4 separate regions of the Homo sapiens genome follow, and regions 1, 2 and 3 are each linked to region 4. Evidence: chromatin loops called from intact Hi-C (ENCODE). Cell type or tissue: A673. All regions are shown on one strand. Region 1 has its middle 110 kb from the start of CACHD1. Region 2 overlaps CACHD1 (cache domain containing 1). Region 3 holds the start of LOC124904195 (a long non-coding RNA gene). Region 4 overlaps RAVER2 (ribonucleoprotein, PTB binding 2).

The links. Hi-C counts contacts between places; a loop is a spot of excess contacts. Peaks named below come from ENCODE experiments on the same cell type or tissue, not always from the same donor. Only the 100,000 strongest peaks of a DNase experiment are listed, where the experiment ranks them.
Region 1: it touches region 4 in a loop (10-fold over the local background); 3 of 110 quality-filtered maps call a loop at or near these places.
Region 2: it touches region 4 in a loop (7-fold over the local background); 98 of 110 quality-filtered maps call a loop at or near these places.
Region 3: a loop joins it to region 4, with 5 times the contacts of the local background. A loop is called at or near these places in 11 of 110 quality-filtered maps.

What each region holds. Positions count from the first base shown.
Region 1 is chr1:64,359,239-64,364,238 of GRCh38, reverse strand. No RefSeq gene overlaps it. Among named protein-coding and RNA genes, the nearest start is that of CACHD1, 110 kb to the left of the region's middle. RefSeq lists an enhancer at 4,990-5,000. In A673, no CTCF peak of the experiment used is centred here; DNase peaks (open chromatin) are centred at 908, 1,488 and 2,058; H3K27ac peaks cover 4,951 bases.
Region 2 is chr1:64,684,470-64,689,469 of GRCh38, reverse strand. The region is part of intron 26 of CACHD1 (cache domain containing 1); the gene reads right to left. Among named protein-coding and RNA genes, the nearest start is that of RAVER2, 58 kb to the left of the region's middle. In A673, a CTCF peak has its summit at 2,543; DNase peaks (open chromatin) are centred at 1,389 and 2,529; H3K27ac peaks cover 1,898 bases.
Region 3 is chr1:64,550,598-64,555,597 of GRCh38, reverse strand. CACHD1 (cache domain containing 1) reads right to left here. Exons shown (of 27, transcript NM_020925.4): 2 at 4,942-5,000. LOC124904195 (a long non-coding RNA gene) reads right to left here and starts at 2,844. Exons shown (of 2, transcript XR_007066150.1): 1 at 1-2,844. In A673, a CTCF peak has its summit at 2,117; a DNase peak (open chromatin) is centred at 4,857.
Region 4 is chr1:64,822,417-64,827,416 of GRCh38, reverse strand. All of the region lies in intron 11 of RAVER2 (ribonucleoprotein, PTB binding 2), which reads right to left. Among named protein-coding and RNA genes, the nearest start is that of RAVER2, 80 kb to the right of the region's middle. RefSeq lists an enhancer at 107-286. In A673, a CTCF peak has its summit at 3,028 (motif pointing right); DNase peaks (open chromatin) are centred at 266 and 3,076; H3K27ac peaks cover 2,397 bases.

The sequences.
Region 1 (5,000 bases), 460 kb after region 4:
AAACTTGTTGGTATGAGAGAAATAAACACACAATATAGTGGGGAGCACAGAGAGGCACCCCTTACAATTCAATAACTTTAAATATATCCCAACTTAAAGTAATTAACTCTGTCTTCACCAGAACCCATACCTCAAGAAACTAAAAGCAGTTGACATGTGAACTATGGGGACCTGACCTGACATGTGAACTATGGGTTGTTCAAGGCAACCCTCTGCTATAAAGTCCCTGCAGATCTCTTTGAAGGCCAGGTGAAAAAGCAAAGCCCTAGAATGAAATTCAGAAGAACTGTAATTTTAGTTCTGATTCTGCCTCTAACTGTATAGCCTTAGGCAAGTCACTTGGTTTCTTCATGCTTCTGTGAAACAAGCACTTAGAATGAAAAAAGGGAGAGGGGTTGGCACCCATGACAGAACAAAAGAGTCTCAGAGGCAGACATTGGCAGTACCCAAGCACTATTCAGACAGGGAACCTTTGCCAAAGGACATCTAGCAGGCAGTTCCTAGTCCTGGTGGTACACAAGCATATATTAGCCCAGTAGTTCAAAATTCAGATTTTTTATTAAAATCACCTGGGCAGATTTTGAAGATAAACCTGTGCCCAGGCTGAAACCTAGAATAATCAAATCAAACTCTTTGGGAGTTGAGAAACACTGCTTTAGCCTGCTGTCAATGGACATTGAATGCCTCACTTCTGATTTCATGCTCACCAAGCAATCTTCTCTGATTAACATTTGGCTGCCCACACAGATTCGTTTAACAGGGATAAAAATGTGTGGGTTAAAATGACTTTGAATATTCTTGGTCCCTGTGGTATTTCTAAATCACACTAAGTTCATGAATTGGCATTCTCTTTTCCATACCCCCATTCCATGAGCAGAGTTAATGTGAGTCAGGTCCTGAGAGCTGGACCATCTGTCAGTGTGGGGACACATCGGGTAAGTAAGCTGGCAAGGCTTGGACCAGAATCTGGGCCTTGGAGAGCTCATCAAGCTAATGAATACCAAGCGGTTAGGCCTCTCAAGAGGTGGGCTGCTACTGTTCCCACGAGAAAAGTGTGTGTGCCCATTAATTGCTTTGTGCATGGGTAGAGCTAGTGAGTGTGCCTTACCCTCCCACAACTTAAGGCAAGATTTCCATTTCTATTTCTCTTATTCCTTATGTAAACAATCTTTTTTTTTTAAATGAAGGCTTGAACCACTTAATCTAGGTTGGTGTGAATGTAACTGTGGTTTTTGCCATAATATATATAATATATATTATATAATTATATAATTTTTATATTACATATTGCTTATATTATATATATATAAATAAAATATAAGGTTCTTCCCCTGCAGTTACCATCTACAATTGGTTTCAGTATTTCTAAAGAGGATTCTCATGCACTTCTGAAAGGAGTTTGATTCTCTCCAGAATTTTCCCAAGTCATTTCACAGTGTTCTCTAATAAACGCTGTCTTTTTAAAAAGAAAATAAGCATGGCGTTTTGTCCTCAAACTGGCCACCCACTGTCCTACTGAGTCAAAATATATTCATGAAATACAGTTGTATTTTGCAGAGGTATAATTCACAGAATTCTCAAGGATAGATATATCTGGAGAAATTGTATCCCAAATAAAATTCAAATTTCTCACTCTTCTCAGAATTTATTATTGTCCAAGAGTGGCCACAGGCTGAGCAGGTTTTTCCTGCCAGATAATATAGTTATCTTTTTTTTAAGTTGTGGTAAAATGTACATAAACATTGATTATACCACTGTAAACATTTTTAACTGTAGTGGTTAACAGAATTAAGTACATTCACAGTGTTGTGTAACCATCACCACCATCCATCTTTAGAACTTCATCTTCCCAAACAGAAGCTCTATACCCATTAAAAATCTTCATTCTTCTCTCTAGTAAGCCCTTGGCAACCATCATTCTACCTTTTGTCTCTATGAATTTGACTACTCCAGGTACCATATTTAAGTGGAAACTTACAATATTTGTCCTTTAGTGACTGACTTGTCTTTAAGATTCATCTATGTTATAGTATGTGTCAGAATTTCCCTTCCTTCCTTCCTTCCTTCCTTCCTTCCTTCCTTCCTTCCTTCCTTCTTTCCTTCCTTCCTCTCTTTCATCTTTCTTTGTTCTCACCCTGTCGCCCAGGCTGGAGTGAAGTGGCACGATCACGGCTCACTGCAGCCTCAACTTCCTGGGCTCAAGCAATCCCTCCTCTTCAGCCTCCCAAGTAGCTAGGACTGCAGGCATAAGCTACCATGCCCAGCTAATTTTATTTTATTTTTTTAGAGACAGGGTCTCGCTATGTTGCCCAGGCTGGAAATTTTCTTCTTTATTTAAGGCTGAAGAATATTCTGTTGTATGTATATATCACATTTTGTTTATAAATTCATCCGTAGATTGACATTTGGACTTTTCTACCATTTGTCTATTGTGACTATTGCTGCTATGAACGTTGATATACAAAGGTTGAGTCTTGCTTTTAATTCTTTTGGTATATACCCAGAAGTGGAGTTGCCGGATTATATGGTAATTCCATGTTTAAATTTTTTAGGATCTGTCATACTGTTTTTCAGTGACTTCACCATTTTACATTCCCACCAGCAACGCACAAGGGTTCCATTTTCTCCACATCCTTGCCAACACGTGTTATTTTCTGTTTTCTGACAATAATCATTCTAATGGGTGTGAAGTGGCATCTTGTGGCAGTTTTGATTTGCAGTTCCTTTATGATTAGAAATGTTGAGCATCTTTTCATGTGCTTATTTAGCCATTTGCATATCTTCTTTAGAGAAATGTCTATTCAAATATTTGCTCATTTTTGAACTGGGTTATTTGTGTATTTGTTGTTGAGTTGTAAAAGTTATTTAGATATCCTGGATATTAATCCCTTATCAGATATGTGATTTGCAAATATTTTCTCCCATTCTGGTGGGTTACCTTTTTACCTTGTTGATGGTATTCTTTGATGCACAGAAGTTTTTAATTTTGATAGTGTCCAATTTATCTATTTTTTTCTTTTGTTGCTTGTACTTTTGGTTTCATATCCAAGAAATCATTGCTAAATCCAATACAATGAAGGTTTTGCCCTATGTTTTCTTCTAAGAATTTTATAGCTTTAGCTCTTATGTTTTGGTCATTTTTATATATGGCAGAAACTAAGGGTTCAACTTCATTCTTTTGCATGTGGATATACAAGTTTCCCAACACTATTTGTTGGAAAGACTGTCCTTTACCTATTGAATGGTCTTGGCCCCCTTGTTGAAAATCATTTGACCTTAAGTGGGAGGATTTATTTCTGGGCTTTCTATTCTATTTCATTGCTCTGTATGTCTGTCTTTATACCAGTACTAGACTGTTTTGATTATTGTAGCACTGCAGAAAGTTTTGAAATCGGGAAATGTGAGACCAATATTGTTTTTTTTCAATGTTGTTTTGGCTATATGGGGTCCCATGAGATGCCATATGAATTTTAGGACGGGTTTTTCTATTTCTGCAAAAACATCATTGAAATTTTAATAGGGATTGCATTGGATCTGTATATCACTTTGCATAGTGGTAACATCTTAACACTAGTAAGTTTTCCAGTCTATGAATGTGGGCTGTCTTTCCATTTATGGGTGTCTTCTTTCATTGCTTTTGGCAAAATTTTGTAGTTTTGAGTTTATAAGTCTTTCGCTTCCTTGATTGTTTGTTTCTAAGTATTTTATTCTTTTTGATGGTACTGTAAATAGAATTGTTTAATTAATTTCCTTTTTTTGGTTGTCTATTTTTGGTATATAGAAATGCAACAGATTTTTGTGCATTAATTTTTTATTCTGCAACTTTGCTGAGCTTATTTATTCTAACAGTTTATATTATGTGCAAACAATAACAGCAAATGTATGCCATTTTTGTTTTTTCTTTTTGGACACAGGGTCTTGTTATGTCACTCAGTTGGAGTGCAGTGGTGTCATCACAATTCACTGCAGCCTCAAATTCCTGGGCTCAAGTGATCCTCCTGCCTCAGCCTCCCATGTAATTGGGATTACAGGCACGTACCACTATACCTGGCTAACTTTTTATATTTTGTAGAGATGGGGTCTCACTATGTTGCCCAGGCTAGTCTTGAACTTCTGGCCTCAGATTATCTTTCCTCTTTGACCTCCCAAGAGCTAGAATTACAGGCATGAGCCACCATGAATGGACATTGTTTTTCTTTTAACTGAGGACACAGCTATGAAACAGAAATAATTGATCCCTTTTTCTTTTCTCTCTCTCTCTCTGTGTGTATGTGTGTGTGTGTGTGTGTGTTTCAGATAGAGTTTTACTTTTGTTGCCCAGGCTGGAGTCCAATGGCATGATCTTGGCTCACTGCAACCTCAGCCTCCCAGGTTCAAGCGATTCTTCTGCCTCAGCCTCCCGAGTAGCTGGGATTACAGGCGCCTGCCACCACGTCTGGCTAATTTTTGTATTTTTAGTAGAGATGGGGGTTTCACTATGTGGCTAGGCTGGTCTGGAACTCCTGACCTCAGGTGATCCGCCACCTCAGCCTCCCAAATGGGATTACAGGCATGAGCCACCACGCCTGGCCCTCTTTTTCTTTTTTATGAACAATTAGCTGTGAAAATGCTAACCTTTAATGAGTCCCTACCATGAGCCATATTTAAAGTTAAGAATTTGCACCATGACCCTGTGAGGAGGGTATTGTTATACTCACTTTATAAATGAGAAAACTAAAGACTCAGAGGTGAAACTGATTCTAAAAGACTATTTAAAATACAGGTCATCTGTCTGGGTTAGGCCAAGGGAACAGTCTCAAAGTTAAAACAAAAGAGGGCAGCTACCATGATGCAAGCCAGGGAAGCTGGGAGGAAAAATACTTTAAGCCAGTGAAGAGGTGAGAATTCTTGTACCAAATGTGAACTACTTGTTCCCAGAAAATTCACTGGCTTAAGACTAGAATGAGACCATTTTAGTCTTGATACAAAACATGAAAGCAGCTGTCAGGCAACGGTGTTAA
Region 2 (5,000 bases), 140 kb after region 4:
CTAGGGCAGTGGGATTGGACAGATTTAAAAGCTATCTCAGTGGTGGAGGCAAGAGAAATTGGTAAGTCATCAGATGTGGGGGACTGTGGGGGTGAGGAGTAGTGAAAGGTGACTACAACTTCAAGTTATAAGGATAAGAAAGGACAACTCACAGATTGAGTCTCAGGAAAGAAGACACATTTTGTTTATGCACAGCTTGATTTTGAGACTCTGTTGGTCACATATGTGGAGATGTCTAGCCAGAATCTCAGAAGTGTCATCTGCAAATTCAGGGCAGAAGAGGAAGTGTTCACTGACATATGTGTCCACCATAAGCATGGTCGGGCCTGGTTAGTACTTGGATGGGAGACATGTGTGTCCACCATGACTGAGTGCCTTCTTGGTGCCAGGTGCCAGGCTAGAGGCTGGACAGGAAAGGGCTAAGGTGAGGCCTCAGCTCCTGAGAGGCCTACCTTAGGGCAAGAAGGGGAAACACCCATGTGCTAAAACAGAGGCACACAAAAGGAATTCCAAAGCCAATGGACTTGGCTTAGATCCTTGAGGTGACAATTGGGTAGACCTGATGGGAGAAAAGGGGCTAAGTAGGTAAAGACAGGGGTGTAAAGGTACCTCCAGCAGGGCCCAAGCACATGCAATGGTACAACAGCTGGAAGGGCTCTGGTGGCTTCTGGGAATGGTGAAAGCTTGGTGCTGGGGGTTGGGGCGGTGGGAGATGGCACTGGACAGATAGGCTAAGACCAGGTCAAGAAGGCTGGCTGAAGCTATGAGCTATGATCTAGTAGTGGACAGTGGGAGTGGTCAGGGGGCAATGGGGAGGCTGGACAGAAGGAAGGTGGGATCAGAGGCTCAGAGGACAGGGTGCTGGAGCATGGGCCTCGAGGAGATGGCAAGGACATAAAGTAGGGCAGTCGCAGTGTGTGGACTGTTCAAGTGCACAGTAGGCTGGATTTGGTGACCAAATGGACTTGCCTGGTGAAGATGCCAGGGAGCTGACATCCTTGGAAAAGGTCGAGGTTTCTAGGTTCAGATACTGAGCAAATAGTGATGCCCTTACCCAGGATTAAGAGACCAGGAGCCAGAATAGGTTTCTCAGCTTTAGCAGTGCTAAGTCTGGAGTGTTAGATTGGGTGCTAGGCTCCAGAATCTAAGTCACAAACTGCTGTGCATATTAAAACCACCTTATGCTATACATGTAAAGGATTAAAGTAGAAAACAGGATTTTAGCAAAATCCCAGTGATTATTCAAACACTTCCTGGATAGCTTCCCGTCTCTGCTCATTTACAAGCACCCACACACTAACTGATAATTCATGTTAGCATTCGAGGTGTTAGATTCATGGTGGCCCTTCTGCTTGGCTCACCCTCCCACCTTCCTCATCTTGCTATTGTGCCTCATGCTTCAGTTGGAAAGTCTTCTCTGGGAAGCTTTCCCAACCTATTTCCCCCACCCACCTCCAGTCCTGCCAGCCCACATGGGGGCTGGTGCTCCTTCTGTGATTTTACATGCATTCTGTGCACATCTCTTATATTTTGCCATATTATAATAAAAAATATAAGGCTATCTATTCATTAGCAAATTCTTTCTTAAATTGTAAGTTCCTGTTTATCTTTGTATCCCTAGTATTTAACACAGTGACTCACACAAAGCAGGAACTTAAAAACAACTGCTGCCCCACCCCCCACCAACGCACACTATACTCTCAAAGCAACAGCATCAGTGAATTTTGTAGTTACCTGTGGCTTTGCCTGGTACAACATTCACTAGTCTCATCTAATAATGCAGACATTCTAGGATACACTGGACTCTGTCCATGGGTTATGACAGAGTCCAGTGACACTCTGAACCTGGCTGGTCACAGGTCCTGGGTTCACATCCAGGACGGTAGTGATGGTGCAGCTGTCTCCAAGGCAACTCAGGAGGGCACCCATCTCTTCATCTCAGGATGGCACCCCCATCTCTTCTGCTACTGCTTTCTGATAGGAACCTCAACAGAGGTGCTTTCAGAGTAAAACTCTCATACTAAGGGCATTCCATTTAATTTCCTTACTATGATACCATTGCTCAACTCCTCTGTAACTTCCTCTTATTTCAATCATTAATGGAAATCTGAAGAGGTCAGGGGAGAAGGGAATAGCAAGTTGTGGAAAAGCAGGAGAAAGACAAACACATTTTCGTATTCAACAAATTAATTGTTTACTCAGTGCCAGGCAGTTCTGCTGAGCACTGGGAAGGGTGATGAATTAAGACAGACATAGTCCCTGACTCATGGAGGAAGACGCACTATTTGAAACACAAAGGATATTTGCAAACACTTTCAAGGAAAAATTTATTTACTATCCAAAGGCTTATGTAGCAAAGTGTCTGCAAATACAATCTCAAGTGGGAAATGGGCTTTAGAAAGGAGGTCAGGCATCTATCAAAAAGAGCCGAGATTAGGTTTTTGTTCTTTGACAGTCTGCTTATATATTTATCTGATAGTTCCTAAGAAACTTTGTTTGATTATAAGGGGTGTGACGTCCCTCTGGGGACTCACTCACCATCTCGTGGCCACAGAGAGTAACTGCAGGAGAATGTTTGTGCACCTCTAGAAAATGGTCTTACGTTCATCTACAAAGTTTTTTGACCAGGTTTTTAAGGTTCAGCATTTGCTTTTTAAGTATTTTGGAATTTGCCACAAACTAGGGAGAAATCTTCCTCTACAAAGAAAAAAATGTTGCCTAATATACACTTACATAAAGTTTCTGATGAGATAGTAACCAAAATACAAATTCACAAGGAACAAATAACGTACAGGTGTTTTTTGACTTAAAAATAAGCCAATAGATGATTGGACAGAACATGATATTTTTAAGAGAAATGGGCAAAGCAGATAGATAGTTGAAAACACACACAGGTAGTAATTGTTTCTAACCTCCACTTGTGAGGGTAACACTGCTGAAAATCAATCATTCTAAGTGGTCTTAGACTATGGGCCAAAATGATTCTACTTTCAAAAAACATTCTCAATTGGAGTAGTTTTTCTTAAGATACAACAATTAAAATTAGATTCTTTTGAAAAACGAAATTCTGTTGGCCACATAAAATATTTCTAAATAAAAATACACCCTAAAGTTTCTAAGTTTAGTTTGGTAACATTCAATTTTCATTCAATTCTAGGATCACAACTCTGAACTCATACCATGAGAGCCGAGGCCGTTGTGTAGTCATGTATTTATAGACTTAATTCTTTTGAGTTTCCTTTTGTGTAACACACTCAAGGATTCACATGGAAATACGCTTATCAGGGAGCAGAGAATCATGACGCCACAATCCTACCAGTTCAAGGGCCAGTCAATGCCATGTTCCTCCATGGGGTTTCCCATAATTTACTCGCAGATAAAAGTGAACTCTCACCCCTTTCCTTCTTTGTTTTACTCTTTTAAGGAAGCTGTCATATTCCACCTTTTATCAAGCATATGAATACATGCATTCATTTATAGCTTCCTCCTAGACTGTAAATTTCTTCAGGGCAGGGTGGGCACAGAGGTAGGGAGGTCAACCCTGAGCACCGTGCCTATCATATGTCATTTCATTTCATCCTCATTGCAACTCCACCCAGCATTTTTTTTTTCTTTTTTTTTTGAGACAGCCCTGTCTCAAAGAGCTCAAAGAGTTCTTGGCTAGAGTGCAGTGGTGCTAACATGGCTCACTGCAACCTTGACCTCCTGGGCTCAAGTGATCTTCCCACCTCAGTCTCCCGAGTAGCTGGGACTACAGGCACGTACCACCATGCCTGGCTAATTTTTTTATTTTGTAGAGACAGGGTCTCACCATATTGCCCAGACTGCAGTAAAAATTTTTAATCCTACCTTAAGTGTTAGGAAACTCAGGTCTAAGGTAGCTCACTAAGGTCTCAACAGCTTGTGGAAAAAAAAGGGGGAGAAGTAGGCTTCAAAGTGAACTGGCTTTACCCTATCTCCTAAGCTCTTCCTCTACACCAAGCTGTCTTGAGGAAGTAACAACTCCCATCTGTAGCCCCCTCCACCTCCACAGTGTACAAGGGTACAGTCATGTCTTGTGTAATGACAGAGATACATTATGAGAAATGTGTCCTTAGGTAATTTCATCATTGCACAAATGTCACAGAGTGTACTTTCACAAACCTAGATGATACAGCCTACTACACACCTCGGCTATATGGCATAGCCTATTCTTCTAGGCTACAAACCTGTGCCACATGTTACTGCACTGAATACTGTAGGCAACTAAAACACAATTGTACACAATACTGTAGGTAATACTATAGGTATTTATATATCTAAACATAGAAGAGGTACCAGAAAAATACCGTATAAAAGATTTTTTAAAATGGTACACCTGTGGCCGGGCGCAGTGGCTCACGCCTGTAATCTCAACACATTGCGAGGCTGGGGTGGGCGGATCACCTGAGGTTGGGAGTTCGAGACCAGCCTGACCAACATGGAAAAACCCAGTCTCTTCCAAAAATACAAAATTAGCCGGGCATGGTGGCATGTGCCTGTAATCCCAGTTACTTGGGAGGCTGAAGCAGGAGAATCGCTTGAACCCAGGAGGTGGAGGTTGTGGTGAGCCGAGATCGCACCATTGCACTCCAGCCTGGGCGACAAGAGCAAAACTCTGTCTCAAAACAAAAAACAAAAAACAAAAAACAAAAAAGGTACACCTATATAGAGCACTTACCATAAATGGAGCTTGCAGGATTGGTAGTTGTTCTGTGTGAGCCAGTGAGTGACTGGTGAGTGAATGTGAAGGCCTAGGACATCAGTGTACACTACTGTAGACTTTATAAACACTATATATTTAGGCTACTCTAAATTTATTAAACTTTTTTCTTTCTTCAATAATAAACCTTTGCTTACTGTAACTTTTTTGCTTTATAAACTTTTAAACTTTTAAAACTTTTTGACTATTTTGTAATAACAGGTTAAAATACAGACACATTGTACAGCTGTGCAAAAATATTTCCTTTTGTTATATCCTT
Region 3 (5,000 bases), 270 kb after region 4:
ACTACAAAAATTACCCGGGCATGGTGGTGGACTCCTGTAGTCCCGGCTCCTCGGGAGGCTAAGGGCAGAAGAATCCCTTGAACCCAGGAGGCGGAGGTTGCAGTGAGCTGAGATCGTGCCACTGCACTCCAGCCTGGGTGACAGAGCAAGACTCCATCTCAAAACAAACAAACAAACAAAAAGAAGTCTTAAGTGAGAGAGGCAGAAGTTTTAGAAGGCAGTATAGGAGAATATCTTTATGTCTAAAGATCGATTTTTTAAAAAACTGAGTTAAAATTAAAACGTTAATTCTTTAAAAGATAAAATGAGGCCAGCTGCAGTGGCTCATGCCTGTAATCGCAGTACTTTGGGGAGGGCAAGGATGGTGGATTGCTTGAGCTCAGGAGTTCAAGACCAGCCTGGGCAACGTGGAGAAACCCTGTCTCCACAAAAAATACAAAAATGAACTGGGCATGGTGGTGCCTGCCTGTGGTCCCAGCTATTTGGGAGGCTGAAGCGGGAGGAATGCTTGAGCCCCAAAGGTGGAGGCTGTAGTGAGCTGTGATTGCACCAAGCACTCAAACTGGAGTGACAGAGCAAAACCCTATCTCAAAACCAAACAAAACATAAAAACAATAAAATGAGATGAAAAGACAAGGAAGGCAAAAACTAAAAGGACTTATTTACGAATCATAAATCTGCACAGCAACCTAATATGGTAACTACCAGCCACATGTAGCTATTTTATTTAAAATTTAATTATCAGTAGCTCTAGACACATTTCAGTTACTCGGTAGTCATACATGGCTGGTAGCTACTCTACTTGCCCTAATATGGAACATCATCATCTCAGAAAGTTCTCTTTGGACAGCACTGATCTAGAACATATACAGCATTTTTAAACTTCTAAAATAAACAACTAAAAAACTGGACAAGGAGCATTCATAGATATTTGACAAAACAAAACCACAAAAATTTACTATAAGCATGCAAAAAGGTGTTTCAACTTCATTAGTAATCAGAGCGAGGCAAATGAAACTCGCCTGATACCATTTCAGACACCCCACATTTGGCAAAGGATTAAAAATCAGACAATATCAGATATTAAAGGAGATGCAGATAAGCAAGTGACCCATGACAGCCACTGTGGAAGCAGTCTGGCATTATTCAGTCATGTTGAACACTGACACCCAGCACTTCTACTCTAGAGAAGTGATTCTCCACCTGAGCTGAATAGTGTCACCTGCCCCACTATTTAGGGCAGTGGTGTGTGGAGACACACATACAACACACAGTTCTACCATCATTAAGTTGGCAGGAGGCCAAGGATAATAAAATTCCTGCAATTAAGGGAATTATTCCTTCTGTACTATGTACGGAGGTATGAACAAAAATCAAAACATTAGAATAAAATTTTAAAAATTAGCCAGATTTAGTGGTGTACATGTAGTCCCAACTACTCGGGAGGCTGAGGCAGGAGGATTGCTTGAGCTCAGGAGTTTGAGGCTGCAATGGGCAATGATCGTGCCACTGCACTCCAGCCTGGGCAACAGAGCGAGAACCTGTCTCTTAAAAAACAAAACAACAACAAAATTAGAAACAGCCCAAACAATGTCAGCTATAAAATGGATACATAAATTGCATATAATGGAATACCACAGAAATGGAAATAAATGACCCTTAATTACAGATGTCAACATGGGTGCTTCTAATGAATATGAAGCTGAGTGAAACTAGCAAGATATGTGAATATAAACATATGCTTAAAATTTATATAAAGAACAAAAATAGCCAAACACAAAATTAATTTGGGGATAAGTACATATAAAACAAATCAAAACAAAAAAATGCAAGGGAATTGCTAACAAAAAATTAGGATAAGGCTACCTCTGAGAGGGAGAGAGGAAGATATTCTCTTTGGAAGGTCATACAAGGGCCTTCTAAGTTTGGTAATGCTTCATTTCTTTAGCTGGGTAGTAAGTTAAGATGTTCATTTTAATATATTTATTTATATGTATGTTTTACACGTCTCCATATATTTGATAAATTTCACAACTGTTTTAAAAGCCAGCTTAATTACCTACTAGCTGGGATCCGTGGCCTTTCTGAACATTGCTAATAACAATACTGCCACCTACCTCATGGAGTTGTTCTGAAGTTCAAAGGACATAGAAGTGTGAGTGATTGTGATGGCGGATATTTTACAGAATAGGAAACATACGAGGTAAACATGTCCCTAAAGATTTCATTCTGGGTACTGTCCAGGACCACAGAGTCTAGAATGTCTAAGCAGTTATTTAAGTCAAGAAGGTACTGAAGTGTCTGTGTTCTCATTGTAGAATGAGAAATCCCGTGTTCAATTCAACCCATGGGAGAACCATCATAATGAAGTGATAGCAAATTTTTCAATAAATGCGTAAATATGAGCTTTTATTGTTATGTTGTTGTAATAATGACCACAGTACTGAAAGGATCTGGAAATCATGTCACAGAAGAAGAAATTATTTAAGACCTGTTTATACTAAAATTTAGGCTAAATGATAATAACAACGACACAACTGTCCTCATTTTTGGGATAAACAACAGACACAGATCTATTTGTTAAGTGTTCTTCCAGAGGATGGAGTGGAGAGACTGGAGGAATTTAAAAGTCAGTACCCTTCTGGTTCAAATAAAAAAGAACTTTTTGACAATCAGTAATAAGACACACAGAATAGATTGTACGATAATTCCCTTGCACTTGAATTATTCAGATAAAGACAGTTTAGCAGAGACTCCTGTATCTGATGAAAACATGTATTTTAAAAATAAACTATGTTAAATTAAAAATACAGATAATAGGCTGGGCACAGTGGCCCATGCCTGTAATCCCAGCACTTTGGAAGGCCATGGCAGGAGGATTGTTTGCGCTGAGGAGTTTGAGACCAGCCTGGGCAACATGGCAAGACCTCATCTTTACTAAAAACAACAACAAAAAATCAGCCGGGCATGTGGGCATGTGCCTGTAGTCCAAGTTACTTGAGAGGCTGAGATGGGAGGATCACTTGATCAAGCCTGGAAGATAAAGGATGCAGTGAGCTATGATCCCACCACTGCACTCCAGCATGGGCGACAGAGCAAGATCCTGTCTCAAAAAAAAAAAAAAAACAAAACAAAATAAAAGTACAAATAATAAAACTTTCTGTCATATTTATTTCAAAAGCTAGCTGTCCTGCTTGATATCCATCAACTACAAATAACTTATTTTACCTCTTGGAGCCCCAATTTCCTCATCTGTAATAAGATATCTTTCCTTCAAGGTTATTTGGTAAAAATCAATGTGATATACATGGAAGTTGCCTAGCCCTGATGTTCCATAAGTGCTCAGTCAGCAGGTATAATTTCTAAAATTATTGTTAAAGGCTTCTAAACTTGTTCCTAGCTAGATAAATAAAAAATGACATCAGTGCAAAGGGGGTGGGGGGAAAAAACTTTCACATTTGACAACAGCCTAAGTAAGAACTTGTATCTGTTACTTGAAGGAAAGTGGCAAAACTGATATCCCTGGATCAGTTTCTTTAAAATGTTATCAAATGGCCTCTGGTCTCCCAGAAAGTTTCCTTGAACATGCTTCGTTCAGAAATCTTCGCCCACAAAAAATCTCTTAAATTTCACGACCATAAAGAACTTTCTAGTTTGCTGAAATAAAAATAAGACAGGAATTATGAAGATAAGACTTAGCACAGCAAACTACATCCTATTTACTACAATAAATAAATACTCAGGCCATCAGCTTTTAAAAATATCTAAAGCTAAGAAAAAGAACATACATATACATGACTATTTATATCCTCTATATTTAACCTGCAGAAACTCAATCTTTAAAAACTCAATGTCTATAAACAGGAAATGCTGCACTTCAAGATTAAACCACGGTAATTTATTATAAGTAAATAAGTATCCTACAAACAACTTTACTATAAGGACACTTGCAAATGTCAAGCTGTTCTCCATGAACATAATAATGGCGGAATCTCAGAGAGTTCAAAATCGTATGCAGTTTACTATAGTTATCTTTCTATTCTGTGGAAGCAGTCTGCTACACTCTGGTTTTTAGCTTGGTTCTGTTTTTTACTTGAGTTTCAAACCTAGCTTCAAATTACTAGTTGATGGTGTTGATGGTCACATACTGTAATGAAGTTGGTGGATTCGCTGAAATTAAAACCAACTCCTATTTACCACCCTTCTTTTCAAGCACAGATCAATTATTTACGACCAGGTTCATCAACACTATATTTTAGGAGGCAGTTCATCTGAAGCCAGCTATAAATAAAGTAAATAGAATCTGACCTCAAAACTTCTTGACTCCACAGAGAACTGAAAGAAGATGGGAGGGGAGAAGCAAAGGAAAAAAAAAAAGAGGAAAGAAAAAGAAAAGAACAAAAGAAGCCAACATCCAATGAGCTGCTTCTATGCCAGAATTACAATTTTATTTCATTCTTGGTCAATTTGTCATCATTTAATTCTCACAACCCCATAAGGCAGTATTATGTTCCTCTTATTTAAGATTGAGAAACTGCAGCTCAAAAAGGCTAAATTGCTTACTGGGGCTACAAAATAAGGAGGAAAACCAGAATTTGACGTGGGGTCTGTCTGATTCCAAAGCCTGGACACTTATTTTCTACATCAGATAAAATAATTTTCAGTGTTTTTAGGTGTGAGTCATTTAGGAATTTTTAAAACAAAAAGGAATTAAATAGTTCCAAATTATAGCGTGGATAGCAGAAAACCATGCATATAAGTTTTTAACCGCCTCTAAGAATCTGAAGTGTAAGGTTGTCACCATTATGCATGAGATGCACGTGAAATTATACAGAGAGAAAGAACAGGAAACCTCAAGTGGAGATTGCTTGGAAAGAGTGACGAAGCCACATCTAAAAGCAAGACAAAGACAGGGAGTGTCAAGTACTCATTGCCTCTTACCTGCTGTACTTCACTTTCTCCATTTGAGATTTTCTCAGTGTAAACAAAGGAGTTGAATA
Region 4 (5,000 bases):
TATCAGAATGGGCATAACTTCAACGGAGGCCCCTCACCCTCATGCCCCTGGGCAATCCTACTATATCCCCACCCTACCCTGCCCACTGATCTCCACTCCCCTAAGTGACTATTGCAAGCCTTCTCTTTTCTCGAAGCTCCAACAGTACACCCTCATCTTCACTCTCAGCTGATGCTTTGCTTTCTATTTCACCAAGAAAACAAAATCGAAAGAGAAATCTTAAGACGCACAGTGACTAACCCCTGGTGTCTTTACTTACCCTCACTTCCTTGGTGATCTCATCCAATTTCATGCAATTCACAATTATAGCGATTTACAGGAATGCGATGGTTCTCAAATATGTACCTCTAGAGGCCCATAACTCTCCCCTCACCTCCAGACTTGTATAATGAACACCAATAAAGGAACATCTTCACTTAGGGATCTTATGTCTAAAACGTACCCATAAAACTTGCTCCACCCACACAGTCTTACCCATCTCAATCAATAACAAATTCATTTTTCTAGGCCAAAACTCTTGGGGACTTGGCTCCTCTCTTACCCTCGTATACCCCACTGACTCCAGCTTCCAAAAATGTCTCCAGTCCAGCCACATGTCACTGCCTCTGTTGCTTCCAGGCTTGTCCAAGTCAGCATTTTTACTTGGATTGTACCACAGCAGCTCCCTAACTGACCCTGCTATGTTCTACATTCATTATTTAACACAGCAGCTAGGCATGTTAAACTATAAATACAGTCAATTATCCCTCTACTCAAAGCATCCCAGTGGCTTTCTATCTTAGAGTAAAAGCCAAAGTCCTTACAAGGGCCTAAAAGGTCCTAAATTGTCTGTGCCCTCTGCCTCCCCGACCCCACTGTGACATCATCTCCTATTCTCCACTTTGCTCCCTCTTCTTCTGCCCTAAAGGTTGCTTGCTGTTCCTTTAACAGACCAAGCATGTTTCTGCCTCAGTACCTTTGCACTTGCTGTTCCCTGTCCCTGGAATGTACTTTACATAGATATTCATGTGGCATACTCCCTAAAGTTCTGGTCTTTGCCCAAGAATCAGTTTTACTATGAACCCTTCCTTGACCACGTATTTAAACTCCAAGACTTCCCAGACACTCTTTAGCCTCCATCTTATTTTCTCTGCAGCGATCACTATTCCTTTTACTAATTTTTTCCCCTAAATGTAAGTTCCATTCTTATAAGGATTTTGATGTTTTGTTCATTGCCATATCCCTAGTGCCTAGAACAGTCCTGTCATATAGTAGACATTCAGTATATACTGGTTGAATGAGTAAATGAATACCTTTCAAAAAATATTTTCTAAGCATCCATTCCCAGCTCCTTCAGCAAATAGTCATGGGCCATGGTCTCTGACACTCTGACATGGAAAAACTGAACACCGTAATCTACTAGAGCCTACCAAAGCAAAGGTTAATGTGCTTCTCGCTTTGGGCACCTGCCCTCTCGTTAGAATTTCAAATTAGTTGGCTCTTTTAAATGTTGCTCACCAATCCAATCTTTTGCACACATCTACTATGAAACCCATTCTCTATGCAGTCGCTATTTTATTCTTGGATTTTAAAAAGTTAATTTTCTTTTATTAAAGCAAATCTTTTTATTTTCATGTAAATGTAGACTTTCTTTTATCCCATTGATTTCCAAGTGAATGTAGAAACAGAATGTCACAATATCATTTGTTGACTGCCAGTTTTTAATACAATGTATCTTAAGCTCAATTTTTAAGCTCATGTCAATAATTGAACTGGTGGCTAGTTTTCAAAGCCATCGTAAGAATTGGGGAAAGGGGAATCTTGACTATCCCTCAGAAGATTCCTTTGGGATATGTTAATGTCAACAGTGAATTCCATTAGGCTCATCTGCTATCAGTCCAATTAAAGATATTTATTATTGTTGTTCTTCTGAAAAGAATATAAGCATCTAGCAGGTAGCCCTTTAAATACAAAATGAAATTTGTTTTCAGAAAATTCTGCCTCAAGGACTCCTCAGTCTCACCCTTACCTTCAGCCCCACTTCACCTTTTCTAAGTCTTGTCTCTTCAGTGGAGTCAGGTATACGGAGAACCAAAATGGGACTGCACTAGTTCTCCTGAGATCTGAATCAAGCCCCTAATGTCCCTTTCTTATAGCTTCAAGTCCAGCTTTTAGATTTCAGACCTACAGAAACATGAATTAATTTTATCATTATTTCTGCATTAAACATTTTTAAATTTTTATTTAAAAATATAACTTTCTCCCATTGTTAAAAATGTTTCAAAATCAATATGCTTCATTCTGTGACATTAATGATATAATAAAATGTCTCTGTCTGATATATATACATAACAAATGTTTCCAATGTTCATATTCATATTTGCCTCTCAGCTACTTGTCTTTCTTCATATGAATAATGGTTGAGTCCTAACTTTGGATTTAACGATTCATCCCCAAAAAGGTATTGCACAGCACTAATTTTTTTTTTTTTTTTTTTTTTTTTTTGGGAGACAGGGTCTCGCTCTGTTGCCCAAGCTGGAGTGCAATGGCGGGATCTCGGCTCACTAAAGCCTCTGCCTCCCGGGCTCAAGCGATTCTCCTGCCTCAGCCTCCTGAGTATTTGGGATTACAAGCGTGCACCACCACACCCGGCTAATTTTTTGTATTTTCTGTAGAGACGGGGTTTCGCCCTGTTGGCCAAGCTGGTCTTGAATTCTTGACCTCAGGTGATCCACCCACCTCAGCCTCCCAAAGTGCTAGGATTATAAGCATGAGCCACCCCGCCCAGCCGAAATACATTTCAACAGCTTGCTTTCCTTACTTCCAGTTTTTAACCAAAATCACTTTTTAAAAGTACTTTCCAAGTTATTGTCTAGGGTTAATATATAGATAACCTGTGCTCCCATAATTGTTGTTTAAAGTAGGCTTATGTTTTAAAACATATTTTGTATGGTAGGTGTTTGTCACACGATTCGGATCTATCACGGTCCATACAAAAATCCACACAGCATTCATTACATAACACAATGTACTTTTTGGCAAGTCTGTCTGCATTATTTGACCACTGGGTGGCAGCATTAGGCTCCATATGAAAGGACCAAGCATTCATTTTCCAGGTCTTTTGTTCATTTTTCTTTCCTCTTCCCCTCATCACATCATCTCATCATATATTCTGTGGTTGATTCCCTGGAACAGGCAGTCAGCCTCCTGGCAGGGGAGATCCCTGGAATCAGGGTAACACAAGAACACACCGTGCAAGTAGATAACACTGCTGTGCTGCATGCTGGACAACTGCCACATATGGCAAGTGTTAAATGAAAAACAAAAATCAGGCCGGGCGCGGTGGCACATGCCTATAATCCTAGCACTTTGGAAGACCAAGGCAGGCAGATCACTTGAGGTCAGGAGTTCAAGACCAGCCTGGTCAATGTGGTGAAACCCTGTCTCTACTAAATATACAAAAATTAGCTGGGCATGGTGGTGGGTGCTTGTAATTCGAGCTACTCGGGACGCTGAGGCAGGAGAATCACTTGAACCCAGGAGGTGGAGGTTGCAGTGAGCTGAGATTGCATCACTGCCCTCCAGCCTGGATGACAGAGCAAGACGCTGTCTCAAAAAAAAAAAAAAAAAAAAAATCACAACTTACACAGTCATATCAAACAGCTGAAAAACCTCTTACATTTTTCTTTACATTATTGGGACTATGTCAAACTGGAAAGGTGCTTAAGATATATTTTTACCTATTTTAATTAAAAGGGGAAGGGTGAAATGTTTTGTCTTTGACTGATTATAATTAGATGTTAGATTTAGGTGTTTAATAGACATTTAATAAATGGGCTCAAAAGCTTCTCTTTTAAGGTAGACTTCTCCCAACCATTTGACATAGAAGGACCTCAGAATCTGAAATTTCAAACTCAATTTGTACATTCATATTGACAGGATTACATAGCTGACTATAATGCTATTAATAACTGCTAGAGTGTATACTACAAATTTTTAAATAATTTATTTCTGATTTAAGTTTTCCCAATCATAGTTCAAATATTCAAGACATGCAGTTTTTGAGAAAATTCACAGCTCAATGGCAATTCTAATTAATTATTACAACTGACTAGAGAAATGGAAGGGGTAGTCCATTTAAAACTGATTTCTAATTAGACCTAGATCTTGAAAAACTGATCTGATCTGTTTGCTCATAACTAACTACTTTTAGGATCTCTAAAACACTAAATGAAAATGCTATTCTCTGTTTAGTACAGTTGAAGCTTAATTTCTAAAGAGTCCAAAATTTGTTGATTCACAAGGTTCACCAACTTACGAACAACTATCACCACAATTGAATTCTAGAGTATTTTTATCACTCTCCCCTCCCCAAAAAAATCCTGTTAATCATACTCCCCAACTCCTCCTTCCTCCAGCCCCCAATAACCACTATCTACTTACATTCTCTATGGATTTGCCTATTCTGGATATTTCATATAAATGGAATATCATATGTGGACTTTTTGTCTGGCTTATTTCATTTAGCATAATGTTCACAAGGTTCACCAATGTTGTAGCATGGATCAGTACTCCATTCCTTTCTAGTGAATAATATTCCATCACGTGGATATTACCACATTTTGTTTATTCATTCATCACTAGATGGACATTTGGGTTGTTTTCCTTTTTGGCTATTATGAATAATGCTGCTGTGCCAATGCATGTACACATTTGTGTACAGACACAAGTTTTCAATTCTCTTGGATACACCTAGGAGTCAAATCCTGGGGCCATCTGGTAATTCTATGTTTAACATTTGATGAACTGCCACACTCTTCCAAAGCAGCTGCACCCTTTTACATCCCACCAACCCCCAGCACTGTATGAGGATTCCCATTTCTCCACATCCTTGCCTACATTGCTATGGTTCATTTTTCTTCATTCTCTTTTCTTTCAGTTTCTCAGACTGGATAATTTCAATTGACCTACATTCTAAGTTTGTTGATTCTTCTGCCTGCACAAATCTACTGCTGTGCTGT